3 separate regions of the Homo sapiens genome follow, and all the other regions are linked to region 1. The links are chromatin contacts, found by Hi-C or POLR2A ChIA-PET in ENCODE. All regions are on one chromosome and are shown on one strand. The core of a region is the stretch at or near the end of the contact, and the rest is flanking DNA. Distances in the headings are between cores, read along the strand shown. Region 1 holds the start of MIEN1 (migration and invasion enhancer 1). Region 2 holds the start of PSMB3 (proteasome 20S subunit beta 3). Region 3 holds the start of RARA-AS1 (RARA antisense RNA 1).

Region 1 (2,918 bases), core at 212-2,711:
CTGGCGGTGCAAAGGCTGGGCTGACCGGACTTCTGTGCCCCCCACATTCCCAGACTGGACGTATAAAAACACACACTAGTTAGCATTAGTGTTTGTAGCGCCACTTTACTGCCAATAGCTGACATTGCCCTGGGTTAGGGGAGAATAAATAAAATCTGTGGCATCAGACAGGTATTACCGAGGCGAAGAGTGGACTGGGCTTTCGTGGGCACTTACCCTGGGAAGGGGGTATGAGGTGGCTGGAGAAGTGTTCATGGAGAGTGTCTCTCTCCTGCCCCCAAGGCCACGGAATCTTCTATTCCTTCTTTGTACCCAAAGGGCAAAGTGGAGGCCAGGGTCTCTTTGCTAAGGAGCTAAGTAGGGGAAAGAGGCAGGGGGAGCTCCCAGCAGGACCAAAGGGAGACCAAGGTTTGGACCCCAGAACAGAGCAGGAACCCAGAGTCCTGTGCAGTCACAGGATGACGCAGGGAGGACGGCTGTTGGTGATCTTTTCTAGGGTTTCTCCATTACTGGCTCTTCGGATGGCCTCAATGAGCTAGAGGAGTGGAATGACAGGATGATGCACTGTTGGGGTAGGGTGACCAAGAGGTCCTCCCAACGCTGTAAATACTCACATCTTTCTCATAGGGAAAGCCCCCATTCTCCAGCTTGGAGAACACCAGCTGTCCATTTATCTCTATCTCAAAGGCACCTGGTAAGAAATCAACAGATAAATGGTACACTGAGAACATAGGCAGAAGTCAGGAGTTCCTCCAAAGGGGTCCCCCGCCTTCAAGTCCCCCATCAATCCCACTGGAGACCCATTTGTAGCTCCTTAAGCAATTCCCCAACCCTGGGTCAACTCCAGGGAACCTGAGGGAGGCCTCGCCTGTGTGCCCCTCGCAACACTCAATAAAGGACTCCCTCCCCTCCAACCCTACACGATTGCAGTCTAATAGGTTTTTCCCCACAGGCCTCTGTGACACCCCCTGACCTATGGAAGGGAACTCATGTTGGCCGGACATTTTACCATGTGCCAGGCACTGCGGGCACTTTACATAAAGCAGCCAATGTCAGAACTAGAAAGCGGGAGAGCTGGGATTCAGAGCACAGACTGACCCAGCAGGTGTTCTGCGAGCCTCACCTGTGCCCCCGAGGCGCGACTCGATCTCGATGCCCGGATACTGCTCCTTCACAGCACTGGCCAGCTCCAGGTAGGTCGCCTCGAAGCCGCAGGGTTCACTGGGGAGTCAAGAGATGGGGCTGGGCTGGGGATTCGGGGGTGGGGCCTCCCGTGGACCCACCTCCGTCCGGCCCGCGGGACCAGGGTGCGGGTCCTCCAGCCGGGGCCGCTCACCAGTACTCCACCACGATGCGGACCCCACTGCCCGGCTCGACCTCCTCGGGAGGGGGCGCTACGGACGTCTGCCCCGGCTCCCCGCTCATCGCGGCCGGCTCCGCTCGGGCCCCTGCTTCCGGGTGTGACGCGAACCGCGGGCACGTGACGGGGCGGGGCCTCTGGAGCGGGGAGGGGCCGAGGGTGGCGTTCGGGCGCCCCCTGCGGGTCTCCGCCACTGCTACGTTTTGACCTCGTAGGGCAGCTCCGGAGCTCGCTCCCCGGGCAGGGGCTGGGTCCGGTCCAGACCCTCCTTCCCTGGCCCGGTCTCCCGGAGTGCCGGGCTTCCCCACTCCCCACTCCCGGTGTCCGCTGGACTTCATGGCTTCATTTACTCTAATGGACTATCTTAGACTGCAAAGCGCTTTTCAGTTTACAAAAGAAAGAGAAAGTGGTGGGGCAAGCATCCTGGGGATGGGGGTGGGTGTGGCTGATGCATGAAATAGTTGACATTTTCTCGCTAACATGCCGATGGCATTTTTTTTTTTTTTTTTTTTGAGACGGAGTTTCGCTCTTGTTGCCCAGGCTGGAGTGCAATGGCGCGATCTCGGTTCACTGCAACCTCTGCCTCCCGGGTTCAAGCGATTCTTCTGCCTCAGCTTCCCGAGTAGCTGGGACTACAGGCGCGTGCCACCGCACCCGGTTAATTTTGTATTCTTAGTAGAGACAGGGTTTCATCATGTTGGTCAGGCTGGTCTCGAACTCTTGACCTCAGGTGATCCACCAGCCTCGGCCTCCTAAAGTGCTGGAATTACAGACATGAGCCACCGCGCCTGGCCCAGTTTTTTGTTTGTTTGTTTGTTTGTTTTAGTAGAGACAGGGTTTCACCATGTTCGCCAGACTGGTCTCGAACTCCTGACCTCAAATGATCTGCCTGCCTTGGCCTCCCAAAGTGCTGGGATTACAGGCGTGAGCCACCACGCCCGGTGCTGATGGCATTTGGAACCACCCTGTAGTTACATACACAAGTGTTTCTGATCCCAAAGCTCTAAACTGCTTTTTCCAGTCTTTTGCAGCTGCTTCTTGCCTGCACTGGAAAACAGTAGATGCTCTTCAGGCTCTGTGCCCCCAACAGTTTCTGCGCATCCCTTCTCATCCAGCCTCTCACTGGGGGGCTGGCGTCATTATTCCCATTTTGCAGCTCTGGAAATGGAGTCTGCACAAGTCCTCGCTGCCTTTTCCCTGCCTACAGTACCACTATGGTATCCTAACACGCCACCCACTCTAGTGTCCCTTTAGGCTATTTATTTATTTATTTATTTATTTTGAGATGGAGTCTCACTCTGTCACCCAAGCTTGAGTGCAGTGGCGCGATCTTGGCTCACTGCAACCTCCACCTCCTGGGTTCAGGCGATTCTCCTGCCTCAGTCTCCCTAGTAGCTGAGATCATAGGTGCCAGCCACCACGCCCAGCTAACTTTTGTATTACTATTATTATTATTTTTTTGAGACAGAGTCTTGCTCTGTTGGCCAGGCTGGAGTGCAATGGTGCGATCTCGGCTTACTGCAACCTCTGCCTTCCGGCCTCAAGTGAGTCTCCTGTC
Region 2 (2,918 bases), core at 166-2,665, 980 kb before region 1:
TCCCTTTCTCACCTTTGTTTCTCTTCATACTTGTTTCTCTCTCTGTGTCTCTCTCATTCTCTTCCCTTCCAAATGTAGTATTTGGAGACTGTAATATCGATTGAGGCAGACAATAGAAAACTGTCGAACCTCCACTGTAAATTCATTCTTAATCCTATGAAAAAATGCATCCTGAAACGTGTTGCATGCACAGTGAGACAAAAACCTGTGTCTTTAGGTTTCCTGCGATCTAGCTTGGAGGCGGGTTGGGGGGGTGTGGAGGGAAGTGCTGGAGAAATTATCCCATTATTGACTGAGCAGCAAAGAATTTTCAAGAACAGTGATTCTCCTAGAAAAAGTATTGCTGCTGCCATTTCAATGCAAAATTTGGCTTTTGAGTAAAAGGCTTAGGTTTTTATCTTCCGGGGAGAAAAAAAAAACCCAAAAGACAAAAAAAAAAAAAAAAAAGGTCATAGCGTCCCTGGGTGGGCTCGAACCACCAACCTTTCGGTTAACAGCCGAACGCGCTAACCGATTGCGCCACAGAGACCGAGTCGACTACCGGCGTAGTAGTGAGCCGAGTCAATGGGAGCGAGCCTGGACGGCGCAGACGCCGTAAGAGATGCCGCCATCGGGCGAAATAAGTGGAACCCGGGGGAGAAAGGGAAGGATCCTGATGGGGGAGGGAGGCGAAAGAGCTTGGGAGGAGAGGACGCGGGACGTGCACGCCCTTCCTCCATTGGAACGGCGAGAGGTCGACTCTGGCTATCCTCAGGTTCTACCTCAAACGTGGAGAGGCGCGGAACGTCCCTTTTTAGGGTGACCTGAGATTGAGGATACGTGAAGTCGGGCCGCAGGAAGTCCCCCAAATCAGAACAAGCTTCGGCTTCCAAACTCCCTTTCACAGCTGAACCCCTGCAGCCGCAAAATACCCGCGACGCCTACACGCGACGCCTTCCCCTTCCCACCTGCATCATTAAATTTCCATTTAATGGGCGCCTCCTATATACTAGGCACTGTTGTGGGCCAGTGAATATTCCGAGCCTAGGCAAGTGCCTGGTACACAGTAAACGCAGGATTTCTGGAGTGAATAAATAAGCTAGCACGACTAATACGACGAACTCATACATCACGTTGATAAGCGTCACGGTGCCCCTTCAGCTGGGGCCGCAGCTTCCTAAACCCAGTTTCACCAGCCCACGTGCGCGCAGGCTCCGCCCCCAGTCCCTGAGGTCCCGAGTCCAGGTCCGCCGAGATCCCACTATGCACCGTGTCGCAAGTCTCTTCCGCAGCCACAGTGACTTTTCACTTCCGCTTTTCCCGCCTCCGTTTTGACTTTGCAACCAAACTACCTGTACTGGTGACCGACAGGGACGTGTGACCAATAGAAAGCCCAGATGTCCAGGAAGAGTCCGCCTATCAGCCAATGAAGAGACAGCAGTGAGAGCGGTTGCGCAGTGAAGGCTAGACCCGGTTTACTGGAATTGCTCTGGCGATCGAGGGATCCTAGTACACCGCAATCATGGTGAGATGGGGAGTTAAAGCAAAGGGGCATGGGGAAGGATTGAGAAGCGGAGGGGGTCAGGAGAGGCTTGGGGACGAAAAGGGCCTAGGGTCGATGGAAGGAAGCGGTTTCAGTTCGAGGGGAGCGGGCCCCGGTGAGGACCAAGAGGGTGAGTGCGGCTCATTGCCGCCACACAGTGCTCATCCCAGCTGGAGAACCAGGGGTTCAGACGCCTCCGGAATGGAGAACGGGCGTACAGGAGCCTCCGCATCAGGAGCTGGGCCGGGGGCTGTGGCAGCGTTTGACCCCCCGCGCTGACCCCTCCGCTCTGTCTGTCCTAGTCTATTATGTCCTATAACGGAGGGGCCGTCATGGCCATGAAGGGGAAGAACTGTGTGGCCATCGCTGCAGACAGGCGCTTCGGGATCCAGGCCCAGATGGTGACCACGGACTTCCAGAAGATCTTTCCCATGGGTGACCGGCTGTACATCGGTCTGGCCGGGCTCGCCACTGACGTCCAGACAGTGTAAGTTTCAAGGGTCCCCGCCCACACCCAGGCCTCTTCTTGGACCATCCAACCCCGGCGTCTTGACCGGCCAAGGTGTCAGTCATCTACCACACACCACCAGTGAGTTTGAGACTTTGCCGCCTCCAAAAAACATGTCCTTCCCTTTCTTTTTTTTTTTTTTAGACAGGGACTTGCTCTGTCACCCAGGCTGGAGCTCAGTGGCATGATCTCAGCTCACTGCAACCTCCACCTCCCAGGCTCAAGCGATTCTCGTGCCTCAGCCTCCTAAGTAGCTGGGACTACAGGCGCGCACCACCATGCCTGGCTAATTTTTGTATTTTTAGTAGAGACAGGGTTTCACCATGTTGGCCAGGCTAGTTTCGAACTCCTGACCTCAAGTGATCCACCTGCCTCAGCCTCCCAAAGTGCTGGGATTACAGGCATGAGCCACCACACCTGGCCTGACTTTGATTTTGACAACAATTTTGAGCAGACAAGACAAGCCCAATAGAAACATCTTGCAAGCAGTTGGGGTTTTGTTATTACATCTCAGGGTTGGGGAAGCATTGGCAATGTGCCAAATCTATGGGAGCAGATTCTGGAGAGACAAAGTCTGTAGGGAGGGAAATAATGAGCGGCAGTTTGAGAGCTGAACGTTACATTTAGCAGTGAGGGGCGAAGAGAAGCCAGAGAAGAATAAGAGAGGAAAAGAACGGTGATAGGTTTTCAGGAGGGAATACGTGGTCACAGGGGGCAGGTCCTGCAGGGTACTGGTGCCTGAGGAGCAGCAGGTCCTGGATTTGTTTCCTAGAAGGTGGAGAGACTAGCTCACAAGCGTGGGTGGATGCCTGTCAGAAAATGTTCTCATTTCGGCTGGGCGCGGTGGCTCACACCTGTAATCCCAACACTTTGGGAGGCTGAGGTGGG
Region 3 (2,918 bases), core at 176-2,675, 610 kb after region 1:
GTGTGTGTTAAGGGGAGGACACCGGGACCACCCCCCTCTTCCCCGCCCCACCACCTCCTCCACCACGGCTTCGCTCGGCCAGGGACTGACCAAACCTTGGGGGAGCCTGGGAGCCGGAACTGGTACAAGGGAGGACGCCCGCCCCTCTTCCGTCCTTGTCCCCTCGCAGCCCCCTCCTCTCCCTGTACTCGGCGTCCCTCTGTACTCTGTGTACTCCTCATCTGGAGCCTTTCCCCCTTCCTGCTTCTCTCCTCTCCTCCCCCTTCCCAGGCTGCCCCCACTTGCCTGTCCACATGCCGCCTCTCCCTCTCGGTTCCCTGCGTTTCTCCCGCTGCAGCCGGACGCGCCGGGAATGGGTTAAGCCAGGGGCGGTGCCTGGACGGGGCGGGGCGGTGGAAAGGGGGTGGTGCCCGGAGGGGAGGGGGCGCGCAGAGCTGGGGTGGGGGGGCCGTGGCGCGTACCACCAGAGACCGAGCGAGTCGCCAGCTGCCCCTGGCCTGGCGGGGGCGGAACCGCGCGGGATCCCCACCCCCACCCGGAATCCTCGCCACGGAGAATCCCTGGAGAAGCCCCGGATCCCCGGCTGGGAGGAGGAAGTGCTCGTTGACCCCCAGCCCCGCGCTGATCCCGCCCCCGGCCTGCGGACTTGGGGAGCCGCTGTACTCTGCCTCGGACGCCACGAGACTCTAGACGGGAGTCCCCTCGAGGTGAAGCCGCTGAGTTCCCGGGCCCCGCCAGGCTTCCCTGGGAGAGCCGACGGACCCCCCCTCCCAGCACACACAACTTCCCTGCTTTTCACCGGGACTGGCGGAGCGGCCGGCGGACTTAGACGCGGGGACTTCAGGGCAGGGGGCGCCCCCTGCCCGGGTCACCAGTCGGGGCGAGGGGACGTCTCCTCTCCCCCAGCTGCTCTGCTCGGATGGCGCCGCCGGCTGAGTGACGGGGGCGGCGCGCAGGACTTCCCAGCTCGGACCTCTTGCCTTCGAGGGGAAAGATGTACGAGAGTGTAGAAGTGGGGGGTCCCACCCCTAATCCCTTCCTAGTGGTGGATTTTTATAACCAGAACCGGGCCTGTTTGCTCCCAGAGAAGGGGCTCCCCGCCCCGGGTCCGTACTCCACCCCGCTCCGGACTCCGCTTTGGAATGGCTCAAACCACTGTACGTACCGGCCTCTCAGTCTGCTGTTGTAGGGGGTGGGAGTGGGCGGTAGGGCTTCCACTACTACTCGGGGGTGAGAGTCCCGGGGTGTAGTGGAGGTCCTGTCTCTACCTTTCACTTAACCCGTGTTGCCCTTGCTGGACAATTGAACCCTCCCGGCCGCACCCTCCCCCCAGTAACCCTAAGTGCAATTTGTGTTAGATTAGGGCTGAGGAACTTTGAGAGTTCCTTCTTTCAAGCAACATTCCTTCATCTCTTGTTTCACTTCTTCCAGGAGAAATGAAGCCCAAGCCCCTTGCCCCCAGTTTATATCTTCTTGCCTGGAATCCAACAGCTTCACAGCAGGCTGGAGGGTGGGGTAAAGGTCCTGTCTGTGTGGGTTTGTCTGCTCCCGGGGGAAGGCCCCCCCGCCAGATCCCACTTGCCAAAGCCCGAGGGAGAGCCCCTTCCTGTGCGACAGCTGCTGCCCCCAGCCCTTGCTCTTGCGTCATTAGAGTGGGTGTCAGGGGAGCACTCAGTGTCTTTGGTATTGACAGTGGGGTGTGGCAGAAAGGGGCAACTTCATCAGACACCCGTCTGCCATCCTAACCTTCCATCTTGGCAAGGGGCACTGGGTCCTTATGGGGTTGTTGTCCTGGCCCCAGACACTTGGCTGTCATCTTTGAGGCTTTCATCCCCAGGAGTGGAGGGGAGAAGCTGCTCTGGTGAGAAGAATCCCTCTCCCCCTAATCCTAATCCGGTTTGTTCTCTGGGGAATGAGTTTGTTTTTGTGGGTCTGGGGCTGCTCTGGAAATGAGGACTGCATCCCTTCCCAGCTCCGCCACCGAGTCCTTTTGTTACCCTGACTTCACTTGGGGATAGGGCCAGGTCCTGGGCTGTGCCTTCCTAAGAGGGGCACTGATGAGAATCCTAGCATCCTGGCAGCCTGGTCACTTTCTCTCCTTGTTGCCCCCTGCCTGGGTGCAGGCTCCTCTGGGAGGAAGGGCTCTGTGCACACTCAGGAGCTCGGAGCACCAGGGTGTACACCTGGGCATTTTCCTGCGCAGCTGTGAGGCAGTGTACACTGGGTGGGCGGGAGCAGGCGCAAGGGGGTTATTGTTAGATGGCTCAGGTTTCTTCCCCTCCTGGGCTTTGGGCTCTTTGCTGGAGGGGAAGCTCTTCCGTGGAGGATCTCCCACCTTCCTGGACCTGCTGCCTCCCTCCTGCCTGCCAGGGAGGAGGGGTGGAGTGGGTCTCGGGGGGGCCCTGGCAGATTGGAGAAGGTTGAAGGGCAAAGGACTTACCCCACCCCTCTTGCTGGGAGAAGAGAGACCTGAGATGGACAGACAGCCCACCTCTGCCCTCCCAGAGCCACTTCTATCCCAGCTTTTCCTATTGTCCTGCCCCCGACCATTTCCTCTAGGGCCGAATCTGCTGTGTGGCTGTAGACACAAGAGGGAAGGTATCACCCTTGACTTTGGAAGAAGAGAGAGTGAGAGGATGACTCTAGGACCCTTTTTCTCATTCTCCCAGTGCTGGAGCAAGACCCCCCTCCCCTAGGGGGATAGTTGGAGCAGGGCTGCCAGAGTCACCCCTTCCACTGCCTTGGCCACCTTCTCCAGAGGGCTGGAGAGAAGCTGGGATCTGAGACCTTGGTCTCCAGCCCCTGTCTCTTCTTAGCCCATGGGGACAGCTCAGCTCTTCCTGGCCCAGAACTGGAGAGGGAGGAGGATCACAGAGAGTAGGACAGGCAGTGTATTGGTGAGCCCTTCCCCTAAACCA

Evidence for each region. Hi-C counts contacts between places; a loop is a spot of excess contacts on that map. ChIA-PET counts read pairs that join two places held with the same protein, here RNA polymerase II (POLR2A). Pooled maps may share reads with other maps.
Region 2: a loop to region 1 is called in a pooled map, with 9 times the contacts of the local background. The contact joins the promoter of PSMB3 here to the promoter of MIEN1 in region 1. A Hi-C loop is called at or near these places in 4 of 50 pooled maps. POLR2A ChIA-PET finds 5 or more read pairs at or near these places in 2 of 52 experiments (HCT116 and HepG2).
Region 3: a pooled map shows a loop between it and region 1 (3-fold over the local background). The contact joins the promoter of RARA-AS1 here to the promoter of MIEN1 in region 1. A Hi-C loop is called at or near these places in 1 of 50 pooled maps. POLR2A ChIA-PET finds 5 or more read pairs at or near these places in 2 of 52 experiments (WTC11 and naive thymus-derived CD8-positive, alpha-beta T cell).

The regions. Positions count from the first base shown.
Region 1 is chr17:39,729,071-39,731,988 of GRCh38, forward strand. It overlaps MIEN1 (migration and invasion enhancer 1), which reads right to left and starts at 1,462. Exons shown (of 4, transcript NM_032339.5): 1 at 1,337-1,462; 2 at 1,124-1,221; 3 at 615-691; 4 at 1-535. The coding sequence starts at 1,425. The coding sequence ends at 452. RefSeq lists a silencer at 1,144-1,703.
Region 2 is chr17:38,751,326-38,754,243 of GRCh38, forward strand. It overlaps PSMB3 (proteasome 20S subunit beta 3), which reads left to right and starts at 1,416. Exons shown (of 6, transcript NM_002795.4): 1 at 1,416-1,504; 2 at 1,825-2,009. The coding sequence starts at 1,502. TRN-GTT2-5 (tRNA-Asn (anticodon GTT) 2-5) reads right to left here and starts at 529; the gene lies at 456-529. LOC100287808 (a long non-coding RNA gene) reads left to right here. Exons shown (of 1, transcript NR_149004.1): 1 at 1-427.
Region 3 is chr17:40,341,711-40,344,628 of GRCh38, forward strand. RARA-AS1 (RARA antisense RNA 1) reads right to left here and starts at 1,426. Exons shown (of 3, transcript NR_110861.1): 1 at 1,166-1,426; 2 at 286-980. All of the region lies in intron 2 of RARA (retinoic acid receptor alpha), which reads left to right. RefSeq lists enhancers at 1-282, 318-868, 355-404, 869-1,418, 2,519-2,918 and a silencer at 1-14.